Linked DNA regions of Homo sapiens: region 1 is linked to region 2. Evidence: chromatin loops called from intact Hi-C (ENCODE). Cell type or tissue: heart right ventricle. All regions are shown on one strand. Each heading gives the region's core, and the rest is flanking DNA. Links, peaks and the distances in the headings are about the cores only. Region 1 has its middle 4.3 kb from the start of TGM2. Region 2 overlaps KIAA1755.

Region 1 (2,895 bases), core at 1-2,500, 53 kb before region 2:
TTCCTCTCCCACATTCCACAGAACTATGGCCACCTGAGTGACGCATGGCGTTGAGCAACCCCAGGATGTGGCCAGCCGGGGTCAGGACTGGCTTCTAGGAAGTTGGCAGACAGAGGCCAGAACCCAGGCTTGGCCCAGAGACCTGGATTCCAGTCCCAGTGACCAGGCACCCTTGCCCCTCTCTGGGTTTCAGTTTTCCCATTTGTTCAAAGGGACTGGGAAACTGTGCCCTGTCTTACCTCACCGGGGCTGTAAAGGTTTCAAAACTCCCCTGAGTCCCAGAGAGGGTGATCATGGCCTCAAGATCCCCAGACACTGCAATCAGGGCCCTTTGTCATCTATTCAGGGGAAGTGTTGTGCAATGCTTAGAGCAGGAGGGCTGTGAGGTCACTCTTGGCTGTGTGACTCTGGATAAGTTACTAGGCCTCTCTGAGCTTCAGTTTCCTCCTCTATAAAATTGGTATCGTAAGAGTCCCTGCCACTGGGGATTAGAGATCATGTTTCTACAGTGCTTACAGGTCACATAGTAAGTACTCAGTAAATGTCACCTAAGCTTTATGATGATGTCATCAAGAGTCAGGACCCTCTCCAGAAAAGGGAGAGTCCCCGTGTGTGGGTGAAGCAGGTTGCAGTCAATGTAGCATATTTATTTGGTGGGTGTTGCTCAGAAAGACTCTCTGTCTCACAAATAAATCTTGTTCTCACAGCCACTGATGCCTAGAATCCCAGCGTTAGAGAGATTCAGTCCCTTCCACAAGGATTCTCAAGCCTCAAGGTGGAGACAAAGGTGAATATTTAGAAACTTTGGAATAACCCACTACCAGCCAGATATTCCATTTAAACCTCACAGTATGATTCTTATCATTTGTTAAATGAGGAACCCTGGGTTCAGAGAGGGGAAGTGCCTCACCCAAGGCCACACAGTCAGGAAGTGGGAAAGCAGGGCCTGTGCTGGCTCCGCCAAGGTTCAGAGGTCAGTCCTGTCTCCCCGTGCCCTGCAGGGCAGTCCTCAGGGGCCTGGGCCATGTCCAGTTCTACAGCTTTTAGCAAGTGAGGCCTCCGAGGACTGCAGCTTGTGCTCCTAACACATGGCATGTGGTATACACTGGATGCTTAATAAATGTTTATGACCTGAGGGAGGAATGAGTTACCCACAGCTGGAGAAAGAATAGAAGGAAGGAAGGAAACACAGAAACAAGATTAAAGTTCAGCAAGGTTGGAGAAACTGCCTAAGGTCACACAGCATGACCAGGCTCTCGGGCCCTGGCTCAGCTCAGCCACTCCTCAAGGACAAGGTGCCTCCAGGCCAGAGACAGACGTAGACAGCTGATGTGAGAGGGAGGGAGGGCGGGGTGGGCAGGAGTGTGCCAGGGCATCTGGAGGCTTTTCTACCAACTACTGACTAACCGGGATGAGCAGTGTCTGGTGTGAGGGAGCATAGGGAGGGTGGGGCAGGCTCTCCTGAGGTGGGATGGGGTGGGGCAGGGGTGTTAGGTTGCGGACTTAAGGAAAATGTCAGGAGGCAGGTGTGACCTTTCAAGCCCTTTGAGAGAATGGCCTGTCTGGGGCAGGATCTGGGTCTCCCAGGCTGTGGAGGACAGAGAACAGGGCATCTGTGGAGGGAGGGAGGATTCTTCCAGCGTGTCCACTTTGCAGATGGAGAAACTGACCTGGTTGTCTTGTCCTCAGCTCTGACTCCACAATGTACCACCCTCCAGGTGTAGTGCATCCCCCTTCCACCGTCCCTGCAGCCGGCACGGGGTCCCAGCCCCTTGAGCTTGATGGGCCATGGGTAGGCACTTTTATTCACTTCTCTGAAGCATCAGTTTCTGTTTCTGTGAAAGTGAGAATCACATCCCAGACCTCATGAGGCACTGGAGGCCCTGCAGGGCTGACCCAGCTTACCCTTCAATCGCATCTTCCACATTCATCCCTTCCAGCCTCACCAGGCATGGTACTTGCCCTCAAATGAGCCCTGCAAACACCCACCTCTAGGGCTTTGCTCCAGCTGTGTCCTCTACCCAGGATGGCCTTCCCTCTTCACCTATCGAAGTTTAACCCAGGCTTTACCCATCCTCCGGAAACCCACCCAGAGACTTCCTTCTTGCTCTATTGGCCCCACACCCACAGGACATAGTCACAGCGTAACTTGTATAAGTTCTAGTGTTTGTGTATCTCTGTCTCCCTCCACCCACCTGGCTCTCAGTAGCTGCTCAATAAAGGCTTGTTGAATGAATTAATGACCGTACCAGGGGTTCTAAGGAGGAGAGAGAGACAACTTGTTCAAGCCCAAGCCAGGTTCTTGGGGTTGGCCCGGGAGCTCTGATAGGACTTGTGGTGCCAGTTGCCCCTGGTAGGACCAGGAATCGGGGTGAGGCGCTAGGGCCTCTCGCAGCCTTTGCTGTCTGCACCAGAGATGAAAGATCTGGGTCTGACTTACCCTCCAATCATATCTTCTACAATCCCAGGACAACCACTGGGAGAAAAACAAAGGACAGACCTGGGGATGTGTGGGTAGCAGAGTAGGAATACCCACCGCTGGGCCTCAGAGGGGGCAACAGCCTTTCCCCAGGCCACACAGCAAGTCAGGGCAGAGTCAGGGTGGGGTTCCAAACACTATAGAAGTAAGCAGTGGCCCTGTACCAGCCAGGACGTTGCATGAGGTATGATTCCACAAGACTGTTCAATTTCTATGGGAACAGATAAGTAAATATACATACAGTACATACATATAAACATACAGAAGAAGGTTTGGAAAACTCCAGTCCAAATTGCTGGCAGTGGTGGGAGGAGATATGGGGGTCTATGACTGGGGGACTGGCAGTGGTAAGTTTTGAAATTTGAGAAAGCTGTTTTTATGTAACTTGGAATTGGGTGTTGCATTTAACAAGGAGT
Region 2 (2,906 bases), core at 151-2,650:
GGATGGACAGGAGGGGCCTGGGCTGGTGGGGCAGGTAAGGGTGGAAGAGGCTGAGAAAGGCAGTGCCAACCCCCACCAGGCACTGAGGGGCAGGGAGATGACCCCATACCAGTGCTGCCCGTGCGTCCATCTGTGTAAGCCTGCTCTCAAGTCTAGTGCAGCTCTGGGTGGTGTGTTCAAGATTCTGGGACCAGACTGCCTGGATTCAAGTCCGGGCCCCACCACATCCCAGCTATGTGACCCTGGACTAATCACTTACCTTCTCTGAGCCTCAGGTTCCTCCACTGTAAAATAGGCATAATATCTGCAGCTACCTCGGAGTGAATTAAGTGAGCTGGTATTTGTAAATCCCTGAGAAAAATGCTGGACACATACAAAGTGCTATTTAGGTCTTGGTTCTGTAAACAAAATGTTCTTAAAAGCTCATGCATACCAGCCCTTGACTTTGAATATAAGTAGCTGTGTTCTAAGAGGGTGAAAATACTTGCAATTACTGACCAATTTAATGACTGACTTTTCCCCACCCCCTAAATTTAAGAAAGCTGGGACTTTCCAGGAATGTCTATAATTTATTCTGGCTCTGAGACCCCTGAGACACCATGAGGTTCTCACAAGTGTGTCTGAGCAGCCTACCGGGAAAGGCAGGGCCGGGTAGGGGTTAAATGCCCAGAAGGCCTGGCTTCAAATCCCTTACCAGCCGCTGTCTAGCTGCTATTTCCCTTCGCTGAGCCTCAGTTACCCATCAGCCAAATGGACAATGTGGACCTCACAGGGTTCTTGCCAGAAATAAATGAGGCAGGCTCTTGCAGGGGTTCAGCGTGGTGTGTGGGTCAGAGAAAGTGCTTTTCCAAAAGGGTGACCAGAAATGGGTAGGCGACATCCTCTGATGCCCATCCCAGGCTCAAGATGGCTGGGGCTGAAGGAGGGAAAGCAGAGAAGGGGCGAGGAAATTGCCAGGGCTCAGGGCAGGTTTCTGTGACCAGGCGTCAGCCTGGGATACAGGCCCTGCAACTACTGCAAAGCTGGGCGCCCTCGGGGCTCAGCTATGTGTGCCCTAGGTGGTGTGGTCCCAGCTCCAAGCTCCTGGGCCAGAAACAGGATGGGGTGGAAGAGGAAAGGCCTGGACGTCTGTACCTGACATCAGGGCTGAAGTCCAGCCTGCTGGCATCATGCTGCAGCCTGGCCAGGGTGGCTCCACCTTCCCGCTGGAGGCCCAGTAGGCCGGGGTCCCTCAGCACAGCCTCCATCAGCTCCTTGGACTTGCTCAGGCACCTGGTAGCCTCCTGCCAGCGTAGGGAGGTGCCCTGAGGCCCCATCCCCACTCTCCCTCTGCAACCTTCCAAGGCTCCCCACACCCAGATCAAGTCCAACTCCCAGTTTGGCATTCAAGGTCCTCCAGAAAGTCTGTCATTTCTGTCTCTAAAACATCCCCTCTAGCCATGTCCCCTCTCGTCACCACGGCAACCTCATTGGTCCACCCTCCAGCATCTCTTGCTGGGACACCCATTCCAGCCTCTTCGCTGATCTCCCTGCTGCCCTCTGGCTCCCCCTACAGTCTGTTCTCCACATGGCAGTTGAACGGATCTCAAAGTGCAAATCTGATAACCCCTGGTTTAAAACTCTCCAGTGGCTTTCCCTGCAGGCTTCGAACTGAATCCCAGCCCAACTCTTCCTTGGTCCAGCTCCTGCTGCATCTAGAAGCTCCACTCATGCTTCTTTCCCACTCATTCTGCTCCACACTGGCCTCCTTGCTACTCCTGAACACCCCAGGTATAATCCCACCTCAGGGCCTTCACATGTGTTTGCCCCCTGCCTGGAGCACAGCCCCCCACAAAGGCAGGCTCCTTCTCAAACTTCAAGCCTCAACTTAAACTCCAGCTCTTCAGAGAGGCCCTCCTCCCTCCCTCATTATTCCCAATCTTACTTCCACAGGACTTGACACAATTTGGAATGACATACCCATTTATAATAGTTTGCTTTTTAAACTACCACCTCTGCCACAGCACCACGAGCCCCAAGAGGGCAGGGATAAGTCAGTTTGCTCCAGGCTGGTCTCCAGTGCAGGGTACAAAGTGGGTGCCCCTCAAATATGAGTCAAATGAATGATGAAAAACAGGAATAATGTCCTCCCCCTTTTCCCCAGGCCGTCCCCTTCTCGAAGCCCTTGGTCCATGGGGTCTGGGGTGTGATGTAGCTTCCCCAGTCACCATGCTCCAGGCTCACCTGCATCCCCCCAGGGGGGTCGGCCTTCTCGAATTCCTCGATGGAAGCTTGTAGCAGGGAAGAGGCCTGGTGGAGGTCAGCAAGGAAAGGGTCCAGCTTCTGCAGGACAGAGGACCAAAGGGCAGGTGTCAGCCCAGGCCAACCAGGAGGATGCCTCTTGCATCTCAGGAGCACAGAGGGGAGGTGGGAGGCAGTGGCTCTCCAACTCCAGGTGCATCAGAAGCATCTGGAGAGCTGGTTAAAACACAGGCTCTGGGCTCTGCTCCTGAGGTTCTGCTTCAGTTCCTCTGGGGCGAGGCATGGTAGAAAGTGCATTTCTAACAAGTTCCCAGGTGTTGCTGATGCTGCTGGCCTGGGGAACCACACTTTGAGAACCACTGGTGTTGAGTATGAGTGAGGGAGAAGAAAGGAGACAGGCCTGAGCGACTCCCAGGCCAGTGGGGATACCATGATTGGTAAGGAAAGGAAGAGGGCAGAGTTAGGGGAACATTTTCAGCTGAGTCCCACTTCGGCCCAGCTCCATCACTTACAAGCTGTGAGACCTTGGGCAAGTTACTTAACCTCTCTGTGTCTCTGCTTCCTCCTCTTTAAAATGGAGATCATAGTAGTTCCTGCCTTATAGGGTTGTGTGAGGATTAAACCCATTAATATATGCAAGGCACTTAGAACAGAGCCCAGCCCAT

What was found. Peaks named below come from ENCODE experiments on the same cell type or tissue, not always from the same donor. Only the 100,000 strongest peaks of a DNase experiment are listed, where the experiment ranks them.
Region 1: a loop joins it to region 2, with 3 times the contacts of the local background. A loop is called at or near these places in 58 of 110 quality-filtered maps.

What each region holds. Positions count from the first base shown.
Region 1 is chr20:38,168,134-38,171,028 of GRCh38, forward strand. It overlaps a transcript of TGM2 not described here. Among named protein-coding and RNA genes, the nearest start is that of TGM2, 4.3 kb to the left of the region's middle. In heart right ventricle, for the core only: no CTCF peak of the experiment used is centred there; DNase peaks (open chromatin) are centred at 48 and 959; H3K27ac peaks cover 2,500 bases.
Region 2 is chr20:38,221,315-38,224,220 of GRCh38, forward strand. KIAA1755 reads right to left here. Exons shown (of 14, transcript NM_001029864.2): 9 at 2,224-2,322; 10 at 1,135-1,283. Among named protein-coding and RNA genes, the nearest start is that of KIAA1755, 38 kb to the right of the region's middle. In heart right ventricle, for the core only: CTCF peaks have their summits at 174 and 1,557 (motif pointing left); a DNase peak (open chromatin) is centred at 1,537.